Regions from separate parts of the Homo sapiens genome. Here regions 2 and 3 are each linked to region 1. Evidence: read pairs that join two places in POLR2A ChIA-PET (ENCODE). Cell type or tissue: MCF 10A. All regions are shown on one strand.

Region 1 (8,000 bases):
AGAGAGGACATAAAGTGGTGAGAGAAGAACTATAAGTAGAAAATAAATATATGAAAAATGTCCAACCTTACTGTCTATCAAAGAAATACAAATTAAAACAAAGATGGAATTTCAATTATCTATCAATTTGGTAAAGTACTGAACGTTTGATTCTGTCCAGGGTTCTGAGCTCCTGGTGTAGTAGTCCCCAGCTCTGAAGAAGAGTCTGTGAATTGGCTCAAGCTTTCTGCAGGGAACTTTGGCCATTGATATTGAAAGCCTTAAAAGGAGCCACAGCTACTGGCATAGCCAGTACGTTTCTGGAAACTCACTTTCAGAAGATATCAGACAAATGTACAAATATGCATAAGCAGGATTGTTGATAACAGCATTATTTGAGTGTACAGGAAACTGTAAACCTACATGTTCAAAAATTATAGTACAATATCATAGTAGAACATTGTACAGTCATTAAAATGCTGATACATAGGGTTATATCTATTGATGTGGAAGGATGATCATATTATATTATAAAGTGAGAATATTTAGTCAGGTTTTCTTTTTTAACGAACAAAGTGGAGCTATTTTGAAGGTGGTTATTTTCTGTAGTCTGTAATTTTAAACTTTTCTGTGTCTTCTAATTTTTCTATAGTGAACATGGATTATTTGTTTTAAAAAACAAATGACACACGTAGTAGGCAGACTAATGGCCCCTTCTCCAAAATGTCCTCACCTTAATTCCTAAAACCTGTGAATATGTGAGGTGATATGGCAAAAGGAGCTTTGAAAATGTAGTTAAGTTAAAGAGCCTGAGATGGAGAGATGATCCTGGTTTATCTGGGTGGGCCCAGTGTAATCACAGTGGTCCTTATAAGAAGAAGTTAGGAGGGTCAGAGTCATAGAGATTTACACTGCTAGATGTTACACTGCTAATTTTGAAGATGGAGGGAGAGGCCACCAGCCTAGGAATGCAGGGAGCTTTAAGCAGCTAAAAATAGCTAAGAAGCAAATTCTCCCCTAGAGCCTCCAGAATGCAACACAGCCCTGCTGACACCTTGATTTTAGCCCAGTGAGACATCTTCTTCTTTTTTTAAAATACTTTATGGTCTAGGGTACATTGGCAGAATGTGCAGGTTTGTTACATAGGTATAAAAATGCCATGGTGGTTTCCTGCACCCATCAACCCGTCATCTACATTAGGTATTTCTCCTAATGCTATCCCTCCCCTAGCCCCCCACACCTGGACAGGCGTGGGTGTGTGATGTTGCCCTCCCTGTGTCTGTGTGTTCTTATTGTTCAACAACCACTTATGAGTGAGAACATGCGGTGTTTGGTTTTCTGTTCTTGTGTTAGTTTGCTGAGAATGATGGTTTCCAGCTTCATCCACGTCCCTGCAAAGGACATGAACTCATCCTTTTTTTATGACTGTATTGTATTCCATGGTAAAAAAAGGGAATCCTCCCTAACTCATTTTATGAGGCCAGCATCATCCTCATACCAAAACCTGGCAAAGACACAACAAAAAAAGAAAATTTTAGGCCAATATCCCTGAGGAACATTGATGCGAAAATCCTCAATAAAATACTGGCAAACCAAATCCAGCAGCACATCAAAAAGGTTATCCACCACGATCAAGTTGGCTTCATCCCTGGGATACAAGGCTGGCTCAACATACACAAATCAATCAATGTAATCCATCACATAAACAGAGCCAATGACAAAACCACATGATTATATCAATAGATGCAGAAAAGGCCTTTGAGAAAATTCAACAGCCTTTCATGCTAAAAACTCTCAATAAACTACGTATTGATGGAATGTATCTCAAAATAATAAGAGCTATTTATGACAAACCCACAGCCAATATCATACTGAATGGGCAAAAACTGGAAGCATTCCCTCAACTGGTACAAGACAAGGATGCCCTCTCTCATGACTCCCAGTGAGACTTCTGACCTAAGAACTGTAAGGGAATAAATTTGTATGACTAAATTTGTGGCAATTTGTTACAGCAGCAGTAGAAAATGAGCACAACACGTTTCTCAGGCCTGTAAAATCACCGCCCTCTATCGGGCTCTGCTGGGTGGAGGAGGAGTAGGACATGGAAGAGCTTTTGGTTTAGGGACAATCTTTCTTAGGCCATAGTTAAAGTTGGGGAATGTGCACAATCAGCAGTAGGCTAAGAGATCCTCCTTATGAAGAATCACTACTCCGTAAAGTTGGTTTCGAGACTATTTTTAGTTGTTTAATTGTTTCCTTCTCTTTAAACTTGGGAATGCTAGGGATCTGTGCTTACCTTGCGCATTCCTATATCCCTTGAGTAGCACCAAGCCCAGGAGCTACTCAGCCCACAGTCACTTGCTTTTGAATAGAAGGATCAAATTCCAGGAGCTACAGTCTACTCTCTGAAGCTGACCTTCCACCTGATGCAGAAACTCAGGGCTAATTTTCTAGTTTTCTTCTCTCTTTTTGTGCAGCTGGTGTAGAGTTTAAAGAAATTGTGTTCTTTCCTTCACACTCAGATGGTTATTCCTTCTAGATTTCAGAAGCCTAGAATTGAGGTTTCAGCACTTGGACACCCACTCACCCACATTTAAAATCACAAAGAACCATGGCGCTGAAGTGGTAGTTTAATACTTGGTCTGTGGAGATATACACACAAGTCTCTGTAGGATCCTGTTTTCAAAAATTTCAAGAGTGCCATTGGCTGGTGTCTACAAAGAAGAGTTGCAGGATCTCAGAGCAGAACTGAGCCCTGACTCAAGTGTAAGAAAGAGGTTGTTCATCGTCTTCTAGGCTCAAGCGTCCCTAGAGTCCTTCGACTACCTCCTTTCACAAAAGTCTGGGATCCTTGGAGGCATTTCGAGAGGATAGAGTGGGGCTGGTTGTTTCAGTGTCTCTCCAAAGAATGTTGTCAGTTCCCTGTGGAATCCGCCAAGGCCCAAGGCCGTGTGGGGCTCCCAGTGGTGTCAGAAAGGAGTCAAATGCCTACTCCCAAACACAGCATCACTCACTCATCTTGGTTTAAATCTTAAAGGGATAGGAGAAGAAAGAACTTTCTTGCAGATGTGCTTCTTTACCACTGAAAGGAAGCAGCCTTCCTCAGAAAGTGACAACCTCCTTGTTGAAGAAGTAGAACTGAGGCAGGGTCTGAAAGAGCCTTGGGAAGAAGACTCTGGCTCTGGAGGGAGTTGGATTCTATTCTCTCCCAACTCTGAATCACATGACCCCATAATCCTTAGATATAAGCTGGGTCAAGCAGGCTTGCAGTAAACTGTGATCACAAATAGTTAATGGGGGAAACGGTCTCGGCCAGTGCAGTTGAAGATAAAATTAAAGAGCTTGAAGAACACATAATGGGAGGGAGGAAAAGAAAGACTAATTGGTAGAATAAAACCCTGCCCTAAATCTACAGAAATCTTAAATCCACAAAGGTGCAGGATTATAAAACCCATCCATAAGTAACAAGGTGATCCACATAGATTTCCTTCAGCTGTGCGAGAGAGCAGGCTGCTAGCTATGCCCGCTCTAGCTTCTTCCAACATGAATTTGCCGGTTCTTTTCCTGCTCCAGTTTGTCCTCATTTAAATGAAGCTGGTTATGTTTGCACCTCCTGGTTTTGCCTCTGTGCTCGTATACCAAGGAGTTGCCCGTCCCTGCTAAGCAGAGGCACAATCCAGGCGGGAGAAGCAGGGGATTAACATTTGCATGTTGTGTCTCTGTTCCAAGAGCTGTGCAAGGGGTTTCAGCATTTATGGTCTGATGTAATTAAAAGTCATTCTCCACACCCTCTTCTCTTCATTCCCTGGAGGGATTCAGGGAAGGAAGGACATGAAACTTGTCATTGGCTTCTTGCCTGTCAGCAGCTCACAGAGCTGTGGGAGGACAGGGGCCTTTTCTGGGAATTGCATTAGGCAGCACACCTGACCAGGAGTTTCTTGTTTTTGTTATTTTAAAATAAAATCTTGGGGCCGGGGACGGTGGCTCACACCTGTAATCCCAGCACTTTCAGAGGGTGAGGCAGGCAGATCACTTGAGGTCAGGAGTTGGAGAACAGCCTGATCAACATGGCGAAACCCCATCTTTACTAAAAATACAAAAATTAGTCGGGTGTGGTGGTGGTGCATGCCTTTAATCCCAGTTACTCAGGAAGCTGAGGCAGGAGAATCGCTTGAATCCGGGAGGCGGAGCTTGCAGTGAGCCGAGACTGTGCCACTGCACTCCAGCCTGGGTGACAGAGCGAGACTCCATCTCAAAAAAATAAAAATAAAATAAAATAAAAAACAATCTTGATACTAAGTTGTGATAGATCCTGGCCACAGTTTGCCTGTGACTCTTCTACATAAATTCAGCAGCCCAAGGCTGCAACTTTACATGGACATAACTAAAGACTAGTGCTTGTAGTGGACTGATCCCCAGAGGCAACCAGATGCAAATATCGCCAATGTTTTCTCTTCTATGGCCTTCCTCTGCTTTCCTGTCTACTTACTGTAGCGGCCAGTAAAGGCACCAAGCTTAGGGCCGAGGAGCTTTTCAAATATTTTTCTTAGGAAAATATGAAAAAGCCCTCCTCCCCACAACAACAACAAAAAACCCTCACATTGGCTCCATAATTCAAAAAGAAAACCAATGTTTAACTACTGTCTACAAAACATGCCAACTAACTCAAAAGCAACTCAACTCTTAGCTACATGTAAATTTATTTAGTGTGGGATGTGGGTGCATTTTAGTGTCTTTGAAGTAATGCAGGATGCGACCTCTAAAATAAGCTTGCCTGAGGCCCAGGAAAGCTTTGCAGCGTTCTTCTACGTGGCTTCTGGGAAGGCTCCAGCCCCTACAGAAGTAGTGAGGCCTTCAGCGGTTTCTCCTGCACCTGCTTCTGAACACTAGGTGGCAGCACGGAACTTCCTAAGTCTTCTCCAGAGGCTGAGTACAAACCTGAGCAATTCCACCTTAAGAAGGGCCATGCACAGAACCATGCAAAAAGTGCAGTAATTCTTGGACGTGGCTAATCTCTATAATTCACCAGATTGCAGATACAAGTGACAGCTGCAATAGGGGTGATGTTCTCTCATTCGCTGTGTCACCGGGATGCTATTTCGAATTTTCCCGAGATTAGAAAAAGGATTCCAATTGCCCCCAGGGCCTTGCCGTGTAATTTTTATCAGTCTTGATCTGTGAGTTCCCCTAGGCAGCGCGTGTGCCTGTATGTGTGTGTGCGCTCGCGCGCGCGTGCTCACACGTGTGTGAATAGGTCCTTGGTGAGATATGAGGCTCTTGTGGACCACACAGAAGTTGTTTCAGAGGATGAATTTCCAGATTCATCCCCAACTCCAAGACTCTTGCCTTCTCACTTGTTCATTCCTTCAGATTCAGTGGTGCAGCGCCAGCTTCATAGCCATACAATCTGTGCAGTTGTACGTTGCCTGGTGTTCAGCAGGTCCCTATCTTTGATTTCATATTCTGCTGTCACTGTCTTGAAATTCTTAATACTTCTTGAACAAGGAGTCCTTCATATTTACTTTGTACTGGGCTCCATATATGTTATATAGCTGGTCCTACTGTGGAAAATTATGGCCAGAGGTAAATTTCTCTCTAAGATGTGACTCTGTTCTTTCTCAGCATCATCTCAATGACTGGCTTGTCTTAGACTTGAGAATGGGAAAAACGTGGGCTTTTGGTCAGATGTACTTGGATGCAGGTTGGGAGCCTGCTACTTACTGCCTATGTGACCTAGAGCACATTTGTTAACCTCTGCAAGACCACCTCATCCTTTAGAAGAATACAATCGTCCTTTCCTCATAAGATGTGGTGAGTACGAAGTGCTAGGATCCATGCAAAATGCCTAGCACACAGTAGGTATTCAACAAACATTCCTTTATTTGCCCCCATCTCTCCTGGAAATCACCGTCAATTATTTCTACATTATCTCCCCTGTCCAGAGTACCCAGCCTTAGTTGGAGTTAAAGCTTGGTTTTATTTACAGTGAAGCAGGTTTAGGGCAAATGTTCAGTCTCTAACCCATCTCGCTGTGAGTTGAAAGCAGTTTCTTATTCTATTCAGGTCTCTGTGTTGAGCGAGATGCATGACCAAACTGTGGTTATGATTTCTGCACCACGGGAAAAACTGGCTTTACAGAGCTACCTACTGTTTGGGGAACCTCTAAAGAGAGCTTCTGATTGAAATGCCATCTTCAAGGAATTTCCCTTGTACTAATTAGCTTAATATGTTGCACTTGTATAATGTGTTTTTCTCCTAGGATCTGTGGATACTTGGCAAACAGCCATTAATCACATCCTCTTACCTTGATGTCAGATGACTGCAGTTGACACATTCATATCCCTGCCTGGATAGGGAGTTGGAGGGCCCTGGGTCTGAGGCCTGCCTCTGCTCACCATTTTTGTGTGGTCTTGAACAACTTTTCTGGACCTCAGTTACTTCATGTGTAAATTGAGGTTAATAAATTATATTTGGAAATTGATTCTATGGCTAAATTCTATGAAGATGAGATAGTCTCCAAATAGAACACTCTTTATAAAGTAGAAATAATTCCGCAATGCAAAGGATGACAATATTACATTTTGACAGTGAAGTTCAGGTTTAAATTCCAGTGCTATATTGAACATTATGCTTTTGTAGGCATTGAAATTTCCTCTTGCGAGGACTGGGATTGGATATCCAAGAGGCAAATGGAAAATTCCTTTGACCACTAAGATGTTAATTGGCTTTAAGATAATGTTCTGCAAACAGTCCATTTGCCCAACACTAACAAAAAATGAGTACACACCGGAGGCTTGATGAATTCTCACTGGGCCTTTTCAGGACATCCTTAGGTCCAAGTGACTCTGTGTCATCCCACCTATCTATTGATGAAGGTCAGGCAAACTAGGGTCACCACTTGTGACTTGAAGCATTGCCCTGTCTTCTCATCTTGACAGTAAGCTCCTTGAGGGAAAGTCGGGGGTAAAGTGGTATTTGCCATTACATACTGAACATAGTCTCTGCATCAGTAGGCCCTCAACAATGACTGCAGTGTGAAAGGGGATGGCTGAGTTAGTCCACCACTGCCGACTTCAAAGGTTCTCCAAAAAGCTCAGCAGCTGTGTAAGAAGAAAACCGTCCGGTAGTGCCTCTGTGGCCTGAGCTAAAGTCTCCCATTCAAGAACAACTTTCCTGTACCAGGCTGATGCTGACTTAGCCTTTAACCTGCGAGGTTCTTCCTCGATAAATGCAGTTACTTTTGGTGATTTCGTTAGTCTTATGAAGGATTTTTGGTGACTGGTGTGGGAAAGTTTATCAAAATTGTACCCCACATCTTTCAAAAGGGCCAAAGTGCTATTATCCTATTAAAAATCAGAAGGCCTTTCAATGTGAGCTTTGAGAGAATAAGGCTGTAGTTATGAAGTAGCTGGAGCTTCTCACTATTAAACTGCAGATATGATCTCAGACTGCTTTATCATTTAATTCATATGCTAAGTGTATCTATATGAATTTCTACTTATATATTCTTGTATGTCTATATGCTTTTTAACATTTTTGAGCCTATCCCTTTCTACCAGCTTGCACAGTTCTTCCCATAGACATCAGACAGGAACGAAACTGACATTATATATTACTGATCATTAAAGATTGATACTATCTCTCATTTAATGAAAGGAGATAGCTATTTACAACATTGATTAAAAGATGAATTTAGTGTGTATCGTGTAAGCTATAGGGAGAATGGGGAATAGACCTTAAGCCATCTGTCCCTGACTAATCATTCTGTTATGATAATTAAGGCCACAGTTTTGTTTTTGTTTTTTTTTTTTTTTTTAAGTTGGCCCCTGGAAGGGAAGCAAAGCTTGGAATCTCTTGGAGTTAAATAGCCTCTGAAGCAAAAGGTCAATTTCTTTTAGCCCCAAATCATGAACCCCCTTTGGTATAACACTCACTCCTCATCCTAATTGTCTTTCTTCCTGGCAGGAGGCAGCTGACCTTGACCTGATCCACGGCACTTTAACTCTGGTAGAGATGGGGCT
Region 2 (8,000 bases), 110 kb after region 1:
CCTGGCATTAGTTCTGATATCAACCACAGAATCACGTCAATGTTCCAGAAACACCTGGGCCCTAGCTACAGCTGCTGGGGTAGGGCAAACCTACACTTCCAGCATAGCACAGCTGGGGCGGTCTAGGCAGATTTGCCATCAGGTGTCATTCTCTCTCTCTCTTTCTCTCCATCTCCCCCTCCAGCCCCCAGCTCTTTCTGCCACCCTACCCATTTTTTTCTCTCTTCTTTTCTTTCTCCTATTCTGCTTGCAAAATGCAGCTAGAGGACACACATGTTTATTCTACTCCATTGTTCTTTCAAGTCAGTGTGTATTTATCTTTTGCAAACTAAAGAGCTCAAGGGAGAACTGTTTCTGAGTCTACCAGATGACAAAAAGAGCCAATCGATTGAGTCGGAAAGCCTGTCAATTCAGCGGAACATCTTTGGCATGAGTGGTGTGTGAACAAAACAGGATTCAATTTTCCACTTTTTGCCAGGTTTCTCTTTGGCAGTGAGTAGACCACATCCAAATGCTATGCCAGGTGCAATAAACCACCCTCTTCATTTCTAAGTGGCTATCTTTCCACTTCACCTTAAAGTGGATACCAGTAAGCCTCTGTATGTTAAGTGTAAATGAGTGGTTTTATAAATAATGTCCCTAAGGACTGGAGACTCCCTGGAGCTTGAGGCAGAGAGTATGGGACAATGGTAGGAAGGAGGTGATGTGATGTGACATAGCCAGAGAATTGGAGAAGTTGGGGATGGAGAGAAACTGTTATTCAATGGATGGGGCTAAGCAGGGAAAGAATATTTGAAAAAATAAGAGTGAGAACTTGAGGCATGGCCACTGCAAGCTGGATAATGCTTAAGATGGAAGCATTGGCCAGGTTCCCACACTGTGCATAGCCCAGTGGCTTAAAAGGTCTTACGCATTTGTGGCCTCAGGAAATGGCAGTGTGACATCACGACACTGTGTTTACATGGGATATGGGGGCAAGAGATGGGGGTCTGTGCCCTACTCTGCCATTCCTCTTCTTCCTTCTTTCCTCCCTTTCATCTTTCTTCATTTAATTATTGCTAAGATTGTAAGGGACTCTTGAGTAATATTTACATGTGTCTTAGCCACATTCAGTGTTAAATTCAAAGAGTTGGTTTCAATCCAGCCAGCCAGTGCAAAAAGCTTCTAAACGCCAGGATACGATTTCAAAAAGCTAGCAGGCTGGTAATTCCCCATCCAGAACCCTCCACCACCATTAGGTCAATAGATGGAGGTGGGGAGAGAGTTTGGACAATCTATCCAACCAAAATGAAGCTACAACAATAAAACAAAATGGAAGCCATTATATGAGTAATAATAGAGACAGACATTCGCAGACAAACTGGCCATAAATGCAAGAAGGAAGAACCGGAGAACTGAGAATGAAGGAAAATCTGAATTAGTCAGGATTTTCCTGATTACAAGGGGTAGAAACCTATCTTGACCAAGCTTAAGTGAAAAGGAAGTTTATTGGTTGATCTCATTAAAAAGCCCAGGATTACACTGACTGCAGGCACACTGGAGGCTCCAATGCCACCTGGTGTTCCAATGCCACCTGGAATGACACATCTTTGCTCTTCTCTGTATTAGCTTCAGTTTCAGACACACTTTTGCTTGTAGTGGCAAGAGAGCCCCCAGCATTTCCAGACTCAAACTCCATCTCACTAGTACCAGGAAAAGTTCCAGGTGGGCTCCCATTGGATCAATTTGAGCCATGTTCCTTCTCTGAACTAATTACTGTGGCCAGGGGAATAGGATGTCTTTATGGATCATGCCTTAGCCAGTTGTTCACCCCTGAAGCCTGGAGTGGGGCCAACCACACCCAAAGTACATGGTCTGAGAGTAAGCAAGAAATGATTCCGCCAGGAAAATCAGGAGTCTTCTTTACAGAAGAGCAAAGATGCTGGCAGGCAAAAACAACAGATGTCCACCCCAGATGCCAACAAGAAGCCAAAGTCATAAAACTGAACCAAGTACAGTTATGTACCGGTTTCTGGAATCCACCAGGAAAGGGTCAGATCTATATGAGGACTCAAGGTGTAAATGACAATTGCCCAGACGGCATTCTATATAAGGGTCTCTTTTTTAATAAATGTTTCAGGCCCTCCCTGGCCTGCTCCTTAACGCTTTAGAAAGAAACCTACTCTTTCTAGGCCTGACCCCAGAAACCCTAGTGCAGAAAGGGATCCCTTTGTAGAATGCAAGAGTGTCCTCCTGCCTTTCACTTTTTCATTCTCACAAAGTCTGGTCTTAAATCTTCACCCAGGCTAGACTCCTCCCCACCACATACATCTGTTTCTCCATTGATGCTACAGAGTAATCAGAAAGGGTCATTGGTATTGCTGTTCTGGTGAACATATCCATTGAAACAGATGCGTAGCAGATACCTGGGGCAGGAGTGGGAGTTGAGCAATGTGGCCCCGGCATAACTAGCATGAAGAAAAACCAAGGTAGAAGAGAAGAAGTGAGGAGCTGCCTAACAGGTTATATTTACCAAAATGTTTAAAAGGAAGGAGGAGGAAGCATACTTATTAGAAGATCTATCTCCATTTAAACAGCTCGCAAAATTAGCCGTCTCACCCATATGCCAAACACTGACAAAGAAAACACAACAGTCCTAGCACAAAAAAAGAGAGAGCAGAGCTGCAGTCTCAGGCTCTGAGAGGGCTCATTATCAAAGCTCTGTCTCCATCCTGTTGATATCAATCCTGGCAGGGCACCGTGGCTGCTGCCAGTGGAGAGGAAAAAATTACCCAGGCTGACGCCTCCAAATAATTGATAATTTGCCTCCTAAATGAACAAATCAAGTAAGATTTAATTGTTGGCGGGGACTGCCATCCAGGAACAGCAAAGTATATAATTGCTTAAGCATTACATATGGCTTTCCACGCATCCCCCCTCCCTCCCCCTTTCTTTTTATAAACCAAACATAATTGTTTAATGACATTGATGGGGAATAGACTTGTGACATTAAAAATGACACTTATGACATAACTGTCAGTTGATGACAGCTCACTGACAGCGCCAGTGAGAAATTAATCATTTTAGATGCTTTATGGTTTGCTCATTTAATGTCACAAATAAGATCTTGCTATCTAACCACATATAATCTCTCCCCGACAACCAACTCTGGTCCCTCTCCAGGGACAGTTTGGTTATTATCCTGCCTCTGGTATGGGGGCTGGCTGAGTGGGGCCTGGGGTAAGATTTTAGGAATAGTTGGTGGTGGGTTACCTGCAGGGAGGGGCTAGAAATTCCCTGGGGAAATTTGCACCTGAGCGGAGTCCACATTTAGTTCTCTCACTTGCCACTTGTTTAAGGAAGCTTTCAGGGGGAAAGAGCTAAACTGTTGGGACTGATTCTAATAAAGACAGAAAGCTGAGGAAGTAGAGAGGCTATTTTTAGCTGGTTAATGGGGAGTAAATGGGGCCACCCTGTGATATGCTAAGATATGCCTTGTGCTCATTGCTGACTGGTACTCCCACACTCTCTGCTGGGCAGACATCTGTTAATTGCTTTCTGTTGGACTTCACTTTGACATTTGGAGAAATGGAAGGAGACTACCTAACTATTTTCTCCCTAAACGATGTCTCTGTGGAGCTTGGGAGCAAGGGAGGAAGGAAGTGAGGTGAGTTGGAAGCTTGCTCTCTGCTCGAGTTTGCTAAAACCTTCAACACAGTGTGCCCAAGGCACTTTGGCCTGGATTTTATTGAAAACCCCTGTGTGGGCTCCAGACAATCCGTCACTGAAGTCTTTTCTTCCATGCTGCATTGGCCTGTGGTCTATTTAATCCGAACACATGCTTATCTCTCTACCCACCTTTCCATACATTTTACTAATCTTGTAAATAGATTCTAAAAAAATAATAAAATAAACTTTCCAATTTATAACAAAAAATGTTCTTCATCTCGTTGTGCATGCATCAGTGCTTTCTTGAGGAGGCAGCTCCTGTCACCAAGCAGCAGAAGGCTAAAAATCAAGCTTCCTAGGGTGAAGGTGGTAGTTTCACTCGTACGTAATCTTACCCTGCCTTTTCTTTCATTTAGACACCTAAGTTGCATTTGTATTTGCATTTAGTTAGGTTTAGCTATGTGGTGTAGTGCAATTAATGGCCACTAGGTGGCAACAAAGGACCTCTTGGCCTGATTATTGGCTGTAGGCAGTGACTGATACAGGTGAAATGAGCCTGCCTTCTGTTATAACAGTACCAGTGAAGACTTATTTGATGCTAACCACCTGGCAGGCACCATCATAAGTGCTTGCTTCTTATACATTAACACTTCGATCTGCAACAATCCTGTGAGTATTACAGAGATTAAGGAACTCACTCACATACCTAGCAGTTGGCAGAGCTGAAATTTAGCTTCGGTTCTGACTAATGACAAAGGCTGTATTCTTAGACTGCACTTTACTACACCCTTAAAAAATACCCTTCCAGTTTGGGGAAGAAGTTGAATAGCCAAAACAAATGCCTCACCATCACTGAGCTCTGAAGCTTCCTTCACATAAAATAAGAAGAAAAGGACACAGAAAGAGCAAATTTATCAAGGTACACAGACTCTCAGAGTTGGACAATTCTTGACCCTGTAGCCTAGGCTCCCATCCAGTAGAGGGGTCTCCCTGGCACAGCCCTGAAAGAAGATCACATGGTCTCTGCCAGACGACTTCTGGGAACTGGTCGCCAAATGAAGGTGGCATGAGTTTCTTCTCTGTCTGCTCATGGTGACTTTTCTTTCTAAGAAGAGGAATTCAGAGAGAAGAGACCAAAAAAAAAAAAAATCCGAACAAACAAATTCATAGCCCCTATCCATCAAAGTAGCTCTAGGGAACAATATGGATATGATGGTTAATTTCATCTGTCCACTTGACTGGACTGTGGGGTGCCTAGACACCTGGTCACATATTATTATGAGTGTGTCTGTAAAGGTGTTTCTGAAAGAGATTAACATTTGAATCGGTAGACTGAGGGAAGCAGATTGTCCTTGCTAATGTGTGCTAGCCCCATCTGATCTGTTGAAGGCTTGAATAGAACAAAAAGGCTGACCCTGCCTAGAGTAAGAGAGAATTCCCCCTGCCTGCCTGACTGCCTTTGAGCTGGGACATCATTTGTTTCCTGATGTTGGATTCAGACTAAAACATTGGCTATTCCTGGGTCTTGAGGCTGCTGGCATTTGGATTGGAACTTACAACATGGGCTCTCCTGGGGCAGCTTGCCACTCCAGATCTTGGGACTTAGCCTCCATAGTTGCATGAGCTAATTTCTTATTTTATTTATATGTAATATATACTATACATATGAATATACAATATATAATATGTATTATACATATGAATATATAACATATAATATATATTATACATATGAATATATAATATATATTATACATATGAATATGTAATATATATGAATATATAATATATTATACATATGAATATATAATATATATAAAATAACAATTAGCTGTATATCATAATATATAGAATTATAATGTATATTACATATAATATATATATAATACGTATTTTACACACATGCACATACATATCCTATTGGTCTATTTCTCTGAAGAACACAGACTAGTACAAAAGGTCAACCAAAAAAATCTAAATTATAAAAGAATGAAAGCTGCCTCCTTATTATATGTAGTGCGTGGTTAAGCAGGAGGGACTCTGTTGTCAGACCACCTGGGCTTTAGTGCTGGCTCTGCTCCCTCCTGTTTGTCCTAGGAAGCTTCAGTGACCTCTTTATAAAGGGGATAATCATAAATGAGATGATGCAGATACAATTCTTTGCACAGTGCTTGGCAATTAGTAAGTGTCTGTTACTTTCCTCAGGTATTTGTTATTTCTTTCAATCAGTTACCAAGCAATCTTGGCAAAATAACTTACTCTACTTTTTTCACAAATGAAAAAACCTAGAGGGGAAAAAATAGGCATAACTCTCCTCTTTTTTCTTCTTGGAAGGGATGCATGAGGTCAAAATGGATTAAAAAAGGGCCAGGCATGGTGACTCATGCCTGTAATCCCAGCGCTTTGGGAGGCTGAGGCAAGAGGATCACTGCAAGGCTCATGACCACTGCAAAGAATCATCATTTAGTCAGTAACCGCTTCCAAAGGAAAGGAGAGAAGCCTTCCTGGAGAGCCCAGCCAGTGCAAACAGCAGTCATTTCTGTGTCACAGCTCTCGGCTTATTCAAACAGGAAAGTGCAGTGGAATGCAGACTGCCAGGGAAAAGCATTCTTACAATATAATGCACATAGCTTTGTGGGCCTCCCTTAGTTTTAAAAATTATTTCTTAAGAAAGAAAGAGGCCTCCCTGGTGTAGATATAAAATTCTTTTAGGCCGGGCACAGTGGCTCACGCCTGTAATCCCAGCACTTTGGGAGGCCGAGGCAGGCAGATCGCTTGAGGTCAGGAGTTCAAGACCAGCCTGGCTAACATGGCAAAACTGTCTCTACTAAAAATACAAAAATTAGCCAGATGCAGTGGCGCGCGCCTGAAATCCCAGCTACTCGGGAGGGTGAGGCAGGAGAATCACTTAAACCTGGGAGCCGGAGTTTGCAGTGAGCCAAGATTGTGCCACTGCATTCCAGCCTGGGTGACAGAGCAAGAGCTTGTCTCAAAATAAATAAGTAAATAAATAAATAAATAAAATTCTTTCAGTGGCACCTGCACCTAGTAAATAGCATCTGATGGAGGAGACTCAAATGCCAGTGCTGAACTTCTGAGCAAGTGGGTTCTCCTCCTTCAGTTCTTGACTCTGTCTTTCCCTCTCCACATTGACATCACTCACATTGCTGGGGAGTTTGTACACTCTCGTGGCTTCAGCTAATCCCTCTCAGAAGGAAACTAGAAGACCTTCCTCTGCATGCAACTCAACAACTGGACATTTCCACCCAGATGTCCAACTATGGCCTAGAACGCTACATTCTGAGGTACCACTCCCTGTTCCTCGGGGCTCCTGGGCTAGACGGTTTGAGCTGATCTTGACCACACCCCTCCCCTTCATCAGTTCCTGCCATGGTTTGCTCTCAGCTGTCTTTCAGGTTTACTCTTCTCTCTGCATCCCCACAGCTCAGGTGTTTCAAGCTGCATGTCCAGGTGCCTTCAACAGCCTTCGGGAGGCTCCCTGTTTCTCACCTATCTTTTGTCAAATCAATCTTTTAAAATACTCCTTGTGCCTCAACCTTCCCTTGCTCCAGACCCCACAGATACTTCCCACTGCCTGCTCCCCAGGTACAAGCTTCTCAGCCTGGATTCCGTATTGTGCTCCTTTTCAGTCTATTCAACCATTATGCTATTTTCCAGCTTCAGCCAGCAGGCCCCTGCCTGCCCTCCAGCTCCGTGATGTTCCACCATCCCCCTTTGCACGTGCATTCAGCAGGTGTGTAATGAAAGCTGGAGGACTCTGTGCGTGTTCTCTACTTTCCCCTTTCCCCGCTGGCATCTACCACCCCGCATAGCCCTCCAAACCACTCCCACTTTATCTGCATTCTGATCCCATTTCTTCTTTGTAATTTAAATTTTAATTACACAAGTGATATAATGTTCTTTAAAAATAAACTTATAGAGAAGACTAAAGTCCCCTTTATCAGTTCCTCCAATCTTCCTCCTTCCCCCTTGCCCAGGTAGCATGGCTCAGTGCTTGAGGAGTATACTTCCAGGTATGGCTTTTTTTTTTTTTACATTTTCATATATATTTATATATGCTCATTAAGTATCTGTAGAATTTATGTTGTACGTGCCAATTAAAAATATCAATGGCATCATATATTTACATTTTGTAAACTTGTTGAACATCTATCCATGTTAGCCTACTTGGAGGAGCCTCACACTGGTTATCTGATGTGGACGGCTCTGTAGTATGAATAACCACTTATTTAACCATTACCTCTTTTATGGGCATTAGGTTATTCCAGTGTCTAGGTGTGCAAACTCTGTTTCATGAAACAATCCAGGAATCCTTCTTTTTGTCTGTGTGT
Region 3 (8,000 bases), 150 kb after region 1:
CTCTGTAGGGGATAGGCAAAGTTGTCTAATGAATCGTTGCCTGAATTCCTTATATATACTCATATTCAGCAAACGTGGTCTATGTCTTATCTGGTCTTCCTTACAAGCCCCCATATCCCCTGAGTGATGACAAAGAGACTAAAGTTTAATCTACCATGATATAAAACATGGCTTATTCTAAGGTAATGTCCCGAATTTGGGGATGGTACTCAGTCTCTCCTATTCTTTCCTCTTCTTTTCTGAGATAATGCTTGGGTGTGTGGCAGGGTGGGAGTGAGGGACTCACTTGGCTCTAGGATGGGATAGTGAAGAAGTGTCGATGTTGCCTTTGGATTCTCTTTTGGCCTCCAGTGATGAAGCCAGTGGCTAGTGTCACCCCCTGGGTTTGATCAAGGGCAGTAGTCCTTTCTAGCTGACTTCCCTGGCCTGCCTGGTAGACCCCTCTGTTTCTGTTTCTGCCACAGCTTCCATCTTCCCACCTAACCTCTGCTCTGAGTCCCCTTCCCTGGTCATAGTGAGCCCCATGGCAGGCCTTTTGACAGCCAGCTCAGCAGCCTTTCTTGTCTCACTGTTGAGGCTGCAGGTGGGGTGCTATGGGGACATCTGGGTCCCATCTGTGTCACTGAAACTCAAGGAGACCCACCTAAGCTAAGCCCTGAAGTGTGTTTACACTTCACCGTGCTGCATTACCAAATCAGTGTTGCTGTGGCGGTAACCCAGGGGCAGCCTGTGAAACATCTCCTTGGAGCAGAGCTCCCTTGTGGTAAGAGAGAAAAACCAGAGGGCTAATGCACATGTACCCCTTTGAGCCAAATCCAACTTCCTTTTTAACTCTGTTCTTCTCTCTGTGCCTTCTTTTTTCCCATCACCCCCTAAATGCCCTGCAAAATAACTTCCTTCTTCAGTACAGCAGTGACTCTCACAGCTTAGCTGTTATAGGCCACTGGGTTCCTTTCTCTAGACTCTGAGAAAATTCCATGAACAGAGATGTTTAGGCTTAATTCTTGCTAGACTTAAAAGGGACACCACGAAATTCAGAAAATCACATCTCAAGACAACATCACTTGTTTAGATGCAAATTCAATTATTCTTTCTACCAACAATAGCAGACTTTTAACTCTTTCTTACTTCTGTTAAAAATAAAAAAATCTCATTATCCTCCAGGGCAAAGGATCTCCTGGAAAAATTTTTTAAAAAGAAAAACATAGAACAGCACATTGAAACACATGACAGATGTTTCACAAGCTTCTATCTTCAAAGGAGCCCGGCATTATTCTGCAGAAGATGAAACCAAGGCACAGAACTGTAAAGAGACTTGCTCAAGGCCACACAGTTCACAGGCCCAGCTCTTCACTTCTAGGTCTCTTGCACCTTCCATAACATCATAGTATATCTAAAGTGAAGACCACAATTGGGAGCTCAGGAAAATAGGACCAGATAGGAAGAGCAGGGCTGGAAACTAGGCAGAGAAGTTAAGAATGAATAAGGCAGGAATGGAAGGCTATGGAAGATTTATAGGGAAAGGGATGGGGGTCAGGATAGAATCAGTGTTTAAGGATAATTTCCCAGAGATCAGCTGCAGGAGGTTTCTTTTCCTTACCACACGGGGGAAGGAAGCTGCTTGTTGCAGAACATCTCAGGAGGAGTGTTTCCGGAGATCTCTCCTCCTGGGCTCCTTCTCTGTGAATCCCTTGCTGATGAGCAGCACAGGCAAACCTGCAGAGAGGGTCTGAAGCCACCCAGTCCCTTCCTTACTCAGGGTGGGGTGGAGTGGAGCTGTGGAAAGACCCTCTGTCCTGCTCAGGGACCTCAGCTGCTCCTCAGCTTTCACAGTGATAACCCATTCTCCCTGGCGCCTTGGTGCAGCAGAGGAGGCAAGCACTATATAAATGCTAAACAGATGAGGCCGTGCTTGTCCCAGGAATAAATACACCATCCACTCCTGCTGTCAGTTCCGTACCTTTCATGAACACAGACACATCTCCCAGGAAGGGGAAAATGGTGGTGTCACTTCTCTATTTATTTTTGTGATTTTATCTCAATCATAGCAGCAGAATGTTGCTGCTTGTTCTATAGCGGAATGTTCTATTTTTTGTTGGTTTTTTCTTTTTTTTTGGTGTTATTGATTTATTTTTTTTTTTCAGAAGGACTTTATGGTTTGTTATTTTAATTTCCTGAATTCACATTCAGAAAATGGGATGTTTTCTTCTGATTGCCCCTCCAAAATAACAACAATAATAACCATCATTTGTATAGTGCCCTCACAGGCATTATCTCATAAAAATTTATTAGACCTGGACTCAGATGAAATGGATTCCTGTCTTGATTTCACCGTCTACTTGCTGTGTGACCTTGAATACATGACTTGGCCTCTCTGAGTCCTAGTTGATTCATTTGTATAATGAGCATCGTGAGAGACCTGTTTTTCCTAGCACAAATGCTTGTGCGAGGAGTAAATGGGATAATTTATATGAAAACTTGAGATAGGTATTGATTTTTAGATGAGAAATTTGAGGCACAGAGAAGCTAAGTGGCTTACACCAAGTGCTGTAGCTTATAAGCAGCCCAGGCTACATATAAACACAGGTCTTCTGATAACAAGTGATCTATCCATGAACCTGCAGCTTTGAGTGATGACTGAGACTTGGAGATGGACATGGAAGCCAATATTACAAAATGGAATCACAGTTAGCATTTATTAACACTACATGTCAGCCACTCTTCAAAGAATTTTTCTGAATGAATTCATCTAGTCATAATAACCCTATAAAGCTATCTCATGTTCATTTTACAGAGATTAAGTCATTTCCCCAAGATCACAGGAGCAGTAAGTGGAGTCATCTAAATTTGCACACAGACTGACTGCAGGACCTGTGTCATTAACCACTACCTTATCCTGCTTCTCTCAGATCACTCCTGTTCCATGCTACTGCAGGTCAGAGCGGATCATTTTCCAAATCAGCTCCAGGGGAGGTTGGGACTCACCTGGCCTCTAGGAACCTTTAAAAGAAGGAAGAGACTGGGGTGCAGGAGTATTGGGTCATTTCTCTGTGGAAACTCACTTCAAGGTCTGTCCTGGGGCTTAACTCTCTAGGTCTGTGATTCTCACACTTGCCCACATCAGAATCTCTTGGAGGGCTTGTTACAAGGCAGATGACTGGGCTCCATCCCTGGAACTTCCATTCTTTCAACCTGGGGTGGGACCTGAGAGTATGCATTTCTAACAAATTCTTAGGTGACGTGGATGCTGCTACCCAGGGACGGCATTCTGGCAAACAGTACCCAAAATGACAAACCATGGGACGACATCTGGGTCCCAGGTTCTGTATAAGAAAGAACTCGATCTGGACCCTAGAAAAGCCAAAAGCCCATTCGCGGGGTCTCTGTGAAAATGTTTAGCGCTCAAAAGAGCTGGGGGTGTCCTCCCCGGGCCACAGCTCCTCCGCAAGGGCGCTCACTGGGGCTGGCCGTGAACTGCGGGCTGAGGGCAATGGGCTCTGCATTATGGATGGATGAGCTCCGAAGCCCCCGCTGCAGATAAAGTAAACACACAGCCGCTGCAGCCGCGGGAAAGCCCGGGACCCAGCCACCCAGCCACCCAGCCCTCCCAGACAGAACTTTTCCTTCAGCTGTTGTTGTTTTCCTCTGCTGCTGCCTTCTCATCGCCTTGTACTGACAATAGTCGTAAATAACCGCAGTGCTGTAGAGAAATCATTTTAACAGGAGAGAGTCAAATAAATACATTAGACCTGACAGCTTAACTACGCGGAGTCCATTTGTATGTGGTGGCCGGCAGCTTCCCGAGGCTGACGGGGAACACAGAAGCCACAAGAGGGAGCGCCGAGCTCGCTGTGAGTCAGGCCGACGGCGGGCGGCCTCCCGAGCCCACCCCAAGCCCTGGAGTGGAGGCTTCCGCCTATGCTGAAACAAAGCTTTCAGGCTCCGACTTGCGTGGAAAAATAATGCCAACTCCTGCCTCCGTTCCCCAAGCCTCCAGAGTAATGATTTGGGGTTTAACTCGGCTGGGGGTTTAGGGTTACAGCTGGGGTTGAAGTGGTAGGACCAGTCTCCTGGCCCTGTGTCCCCCCCAACGAGGAGTGGAAGAGTCACCAGTCACAGCAGAAGCACCAGATGTTCATGCGTGTGCCACCCACATGTTCCTTTTCTGGCCCTGGTTTCCAGCAATGGTAGTTTCTGCCTAGCTCAGCTGATCCGGCAGATCGTGGAGCTTCTAAGCTCGATTCTCTGATTCCCAGGAGTATTTATCTGCCTCTTTTCCTCCCTGTGGGTGAGAGCCAAGGTGTCCTGATTCTCAGGCTGCTCACTCTTTCAGGAAGTGCTGAGGCTCGGTCACCAGGAAGGGCATGATAGACTCAGGGTACCAACTTCCTCTGGGCAAGCAAGCATCCATGGAGTGGATTCACAGAGTCTCGTGGGCTGGCTGTGCTCGGCCTGAAGCCCTCTGCTTCCTCCTTGTCAGGGCTCAGCAGCCTGTGAACTAGAGGGCTTCTTTTGTGACTGAACTGCACACCAGCGAGTGGGAGAGGAGCTCTCGGTGCAGAGTTGCCTATCTTGGGTTCAAACCTGCTGGCACCCAAACATCTGGAGGTCAGGGATGGGGAGGGCAGTGGGAGAGGCAGTCTTTGCATCCTCCGAGTTCTCACAGAGCTGGGTCTTCAGAAGGGGACAGAGAAACATAACCAAATGCTCTGCTGGCTAGTTGGTGGAGGTTTGATTTGTCTTTGCCGTCTTGCTAGGTCCCAGACTTCAAACTCCTTGTCAGCATGGACTGGATCTTAGTTGCTATTAAAAACCTAGAACCTAGCCGAATACTCACTACGTGGCAGTCTTTTTGTCAGTGCTTGATTATAGGGGACACATTTTAGAAATACTTACTAGTTGTCTTTGAGTCTGTGGTCATGAGGAGAATATTTCATATTCTCTAAAGGAAGTGTAGATATGACAGGTCAGATATAAAGAAACACTTGCTGACAATAAAATTATTAGATGCTATGGTAAATTCCGAAGTAGATTGTTGTCCGTATCTTGGGGACAGATTGGATCAGACCATGTCATTGTCTCCTTGAAGCTGGTAATATTTCCCTGTGGCTTTGAATGGAGCTCATGGTGGAGTGGGCTCCTATAGAACTGTCTGCTCAGCACTATCTTTTTTTTTTTTTAATTTGAGGATTTGACCCTCTGTCTATCCATAGGCTGCAGAATAGTAGCTGCATGAAGACATCCCTCCCCCAGTGCCCAGTTTTCTTATATTGGTTGAGGACTTGGCAAAGGACCCATGCTGGTTTGAACATTGTAATGCCCCATGTCCATAGCAGATTGTTCCATAGATACCTGACATAACCTAAGTTGAGTTAAATTCTTCCCTGGGAATTTTGGCACTGAAATGGGTAAAAAGAAGTCACTTTCTCTTTGCATTCCTTGAATGTAAGACTGAAAGCCAGGGTGCGTTGGCAGCCATGTTTCTCATTTTGTGGACAAGAAAAGTAAATGAGAAAGCATTTAAACAACACACGTACATATCATGCAGAGAAAAAGACAGGCAGAGAGAGAGAGAGAGAGGAGCAGAAATTTGTGATATCTAGATGACTGGATTACTGACAATATGCAAGTCTCTGCTTCCAGTTTTTTCCTTTTTTTTTTTTGAGACGGAGTCCCGCTCTGTCGCCCGGGCTGGAGTGCAGTGGTGCTACCTCTGCTCACTACAAGCTCTGCCTCCTGGGTTCACACCATTCTCCTGCCTCAGCCTCCCAAGTAGCTGGGACTACCGGCGCCCGCCACCATGCCCAACTAATTTTTTTTTTTTTTTTTTGCATTTTTAGTAGAGACAGGGTTTCACCATGTTGGCCAGGATGGTCTCGATCTCCTGACCTTGTGATCCACCCGCCTCAGCCTCCCAAAGTGCTGGGATTACAGGCGTGAGCCACCATGCCCGGCCTGCTTCCAGTTGTTTCTGAAGCCTAACTGTATCCTTCTTCCTGAGTCCTGTGAGACATCTTAGCACTTCTATAATAGTTTTTCTTAACAATGAGAACAACTCTCCCTGTCCCAAACCTGAGCTCCAGCCTGGGTATTGTTACTTGCAATTAAAAGGACTCGGCTAACTGTAGCATATAAAGCAATTGACAGTAAGATCAACTGTTGTAAAACAGTTGTAAAACCAACTTTTACAACTCTTATTTTCAATATTCTTCAACAGAATTTATCATCGCTCAAAACAGGCTGAGCAATTTTCTGCTTTTGTACTACGTGTATGTCTTCTCTGCCCAGAATTCTACAGAATTTCTTTATCTCCTTCAGCCTTTTATAAGATGTCCCCTGTCCTCTGAAGCTGCCCCAGACACTCAGAACAGATGCATTTGTTCCCTTAGCACTTCGCTCAGTCCTTGTAGAACATGTTCTTCTGTACTGGGATGGCAGAATTGTCTTCAGCACACGATTAGGATCTTGTCAAGAGTGGGAGCCATGCCCTTGTCATCCTTGCTTCCGTAATGCCTGACACATTCTAAACACAGAGGAGAGTTTGTGCAATGAGTATGAGGCTTATGTCCAAAAGCAGGGAAAGGTCCTTGTGGCCAGTAATTCCCAAAGGGTTGGATGGTAATGTGGAGGTAGGGAGGGAGGATGTATCGCAGAAACAAAGTGAACACAGCCTAGTCAATATCTCCATCTGTTTTCCTTCTTTTTTAGCCCCATTTAACTTGCACCCCTTTGTTCAACACACACACACACACACACACACACACACACACACTTCTCGCCACTCCCCTCTCGTGGCCCTAGCCCCGACCCAGTATTTAGAAGTGGCTCACACCTCGGTGTCTTCTACGATATTACACTCAGAGTCTTCGCCAAGCTCTAGTCGCCAGAGGGAACCCTTCAAACTCAAAGGCAAAAGAGAAAATTTAAAAAAAGGTTAGGGAGAGAGAGGAAAGAGGTGAGACAGAAGTAATATCCAATTTCAACATTTTGTACTTTGCCATTTAAACTTCCAGAGGCAACAACGATACAATTTGTATGTTTTGTATCATGCCTGCTTCCTTGTGGGAGTTTCATAAATTGATGATAACACAGCACATTTCTTTTAAGTCCTTAGACATTCAGTCTTTATTGCTTTATAAAGTCTGCTTTGGGCACAGATGAAATGAAACTGGTGAGATTTTGCTCTGTCCATTCTGCAAGTTCCATCACAGAATTTGCACCTGCTATGCAACTTGCATTCTGAAATAGCAAGTCATGTTACCAGAGGTATCTGAGACTGGCACTGAGAGGCCTGGGACAGTGGGTGACCCAGGGAGACTGAACAGCATCATCTCAGTGGCCGGTTGGAGAGGAAGGGACTTGATTAAACATCAGTCTAAGGGAACAGCCATGGCTTTCTGTAGCCTCCACATGCAGTGAGGATTTTCGGAAAATTATGCAAAATTCATTTCCCTCCAGCCCTATAATAAAATATATGCAATGTGTAACTAGAGAGTTTCTAATGTGGAAGTCCTAACACTCACCTGCTCTATTTAATTATTGGAATACAATGTGGTTTTTTTCCACAGCTGAAGAGCTGCACTAATAGGAATATTACATTGATGGACAAACTCACTCTCCAAGCCAATACATTTTTTGCTTTTATGCTGATTTTATGAAATACAAACGTGTGCCATTTGTAGTTCACAACAGAAAACGATGAGCTCTGCAATGTATCACTATCTGCCTATGCAGAGTTGGCCTCTTAAATTCAGCCTGGGAGAAAAGCCTTCACAATTGTTAATAAAAGGAATCAGACCTTTTCAGAAAGAGTTATAAAACTGCGAGACAGATGAAAATAATCTCAGACAAGTGGATTTTCAATTCTCTTACCCTCAATCCCCCCAAATCCGCCCCCCCGCCACCACGCCACACACACACTCACATATACAGGATTCATTCCCTTCTTGAACGAATTAATTTATTCCAGAGTGCAAGGGTGACTTAACTCATGCTGGCTA

What was found. Peaks named below come from ENCODE experiments on the same cell type or tissue, not always from the same donor. Only the 100,000 strongest peaks of a DNase experiment are listed, where the experiment ranks them.
Region 2: POLR2A ChIA-PET joins it to region 1 with 19 read pairs; 4 of 35 experiments call an interaction of 5 or more read pairs at or near these places.
Region 3: POLR2A ChIA-PET joins it to region 1 with 19 read pairs; 2 of 35 experiments call an interaction of 5 or more read pairs at or near these places.

The regions. Positions count from the first base shown.
Region 1 is chr1:209,351,368-209,359,367 of GRCh38, reverse strand. No RefSeq gene overlaps it. Among named protein-coding and RNA genes, the nearest start is that of LINC01698, 17 kb to the left of the region's middle. In MCF 10A, CTCF peaks have their summits at 2,044 (motif pointing left) and 4,867 (motif pointing right); DNase peaks (open chromatin) are centred at 2,047, 3,787, 4,397 and 4,867.
Region 2 is chr1:209,244,993-209,252,992 of GRCh38, reverse strand. All of the region lies in intron 2 of LOC105372896 (a long non-coding RNA gene), which reads left to right. Among named protein-coding and RNA genes, the nearest start is that of LINC01696, 76 kb to the left of the region's middle. In MCF 10A, a CTCF peak has its summit at 4,132 (motif pointing right); a DNase peak (open chromatin) is centred at 4,142.
Region 3 is chr1:209,203,673-209,211,672 of GRCh38, reverse strand. It overlaps LOC105372896 (a long non-coding RNA gene), which reads left to right. Exons shown (of 5, transcript XR_922530.4): 5 at 1-239. Among named protein-coding and RNA genes, the nearest start is that of LINC01696, 120 kb to the left of the region's middle. RefSeq lists an enhancer at 3,724-3,783. In MCF 10A, a CTCF peak has its summit at 3,840 (motif pointing right); a DNase peak (open chromatin) is centred at 3,822.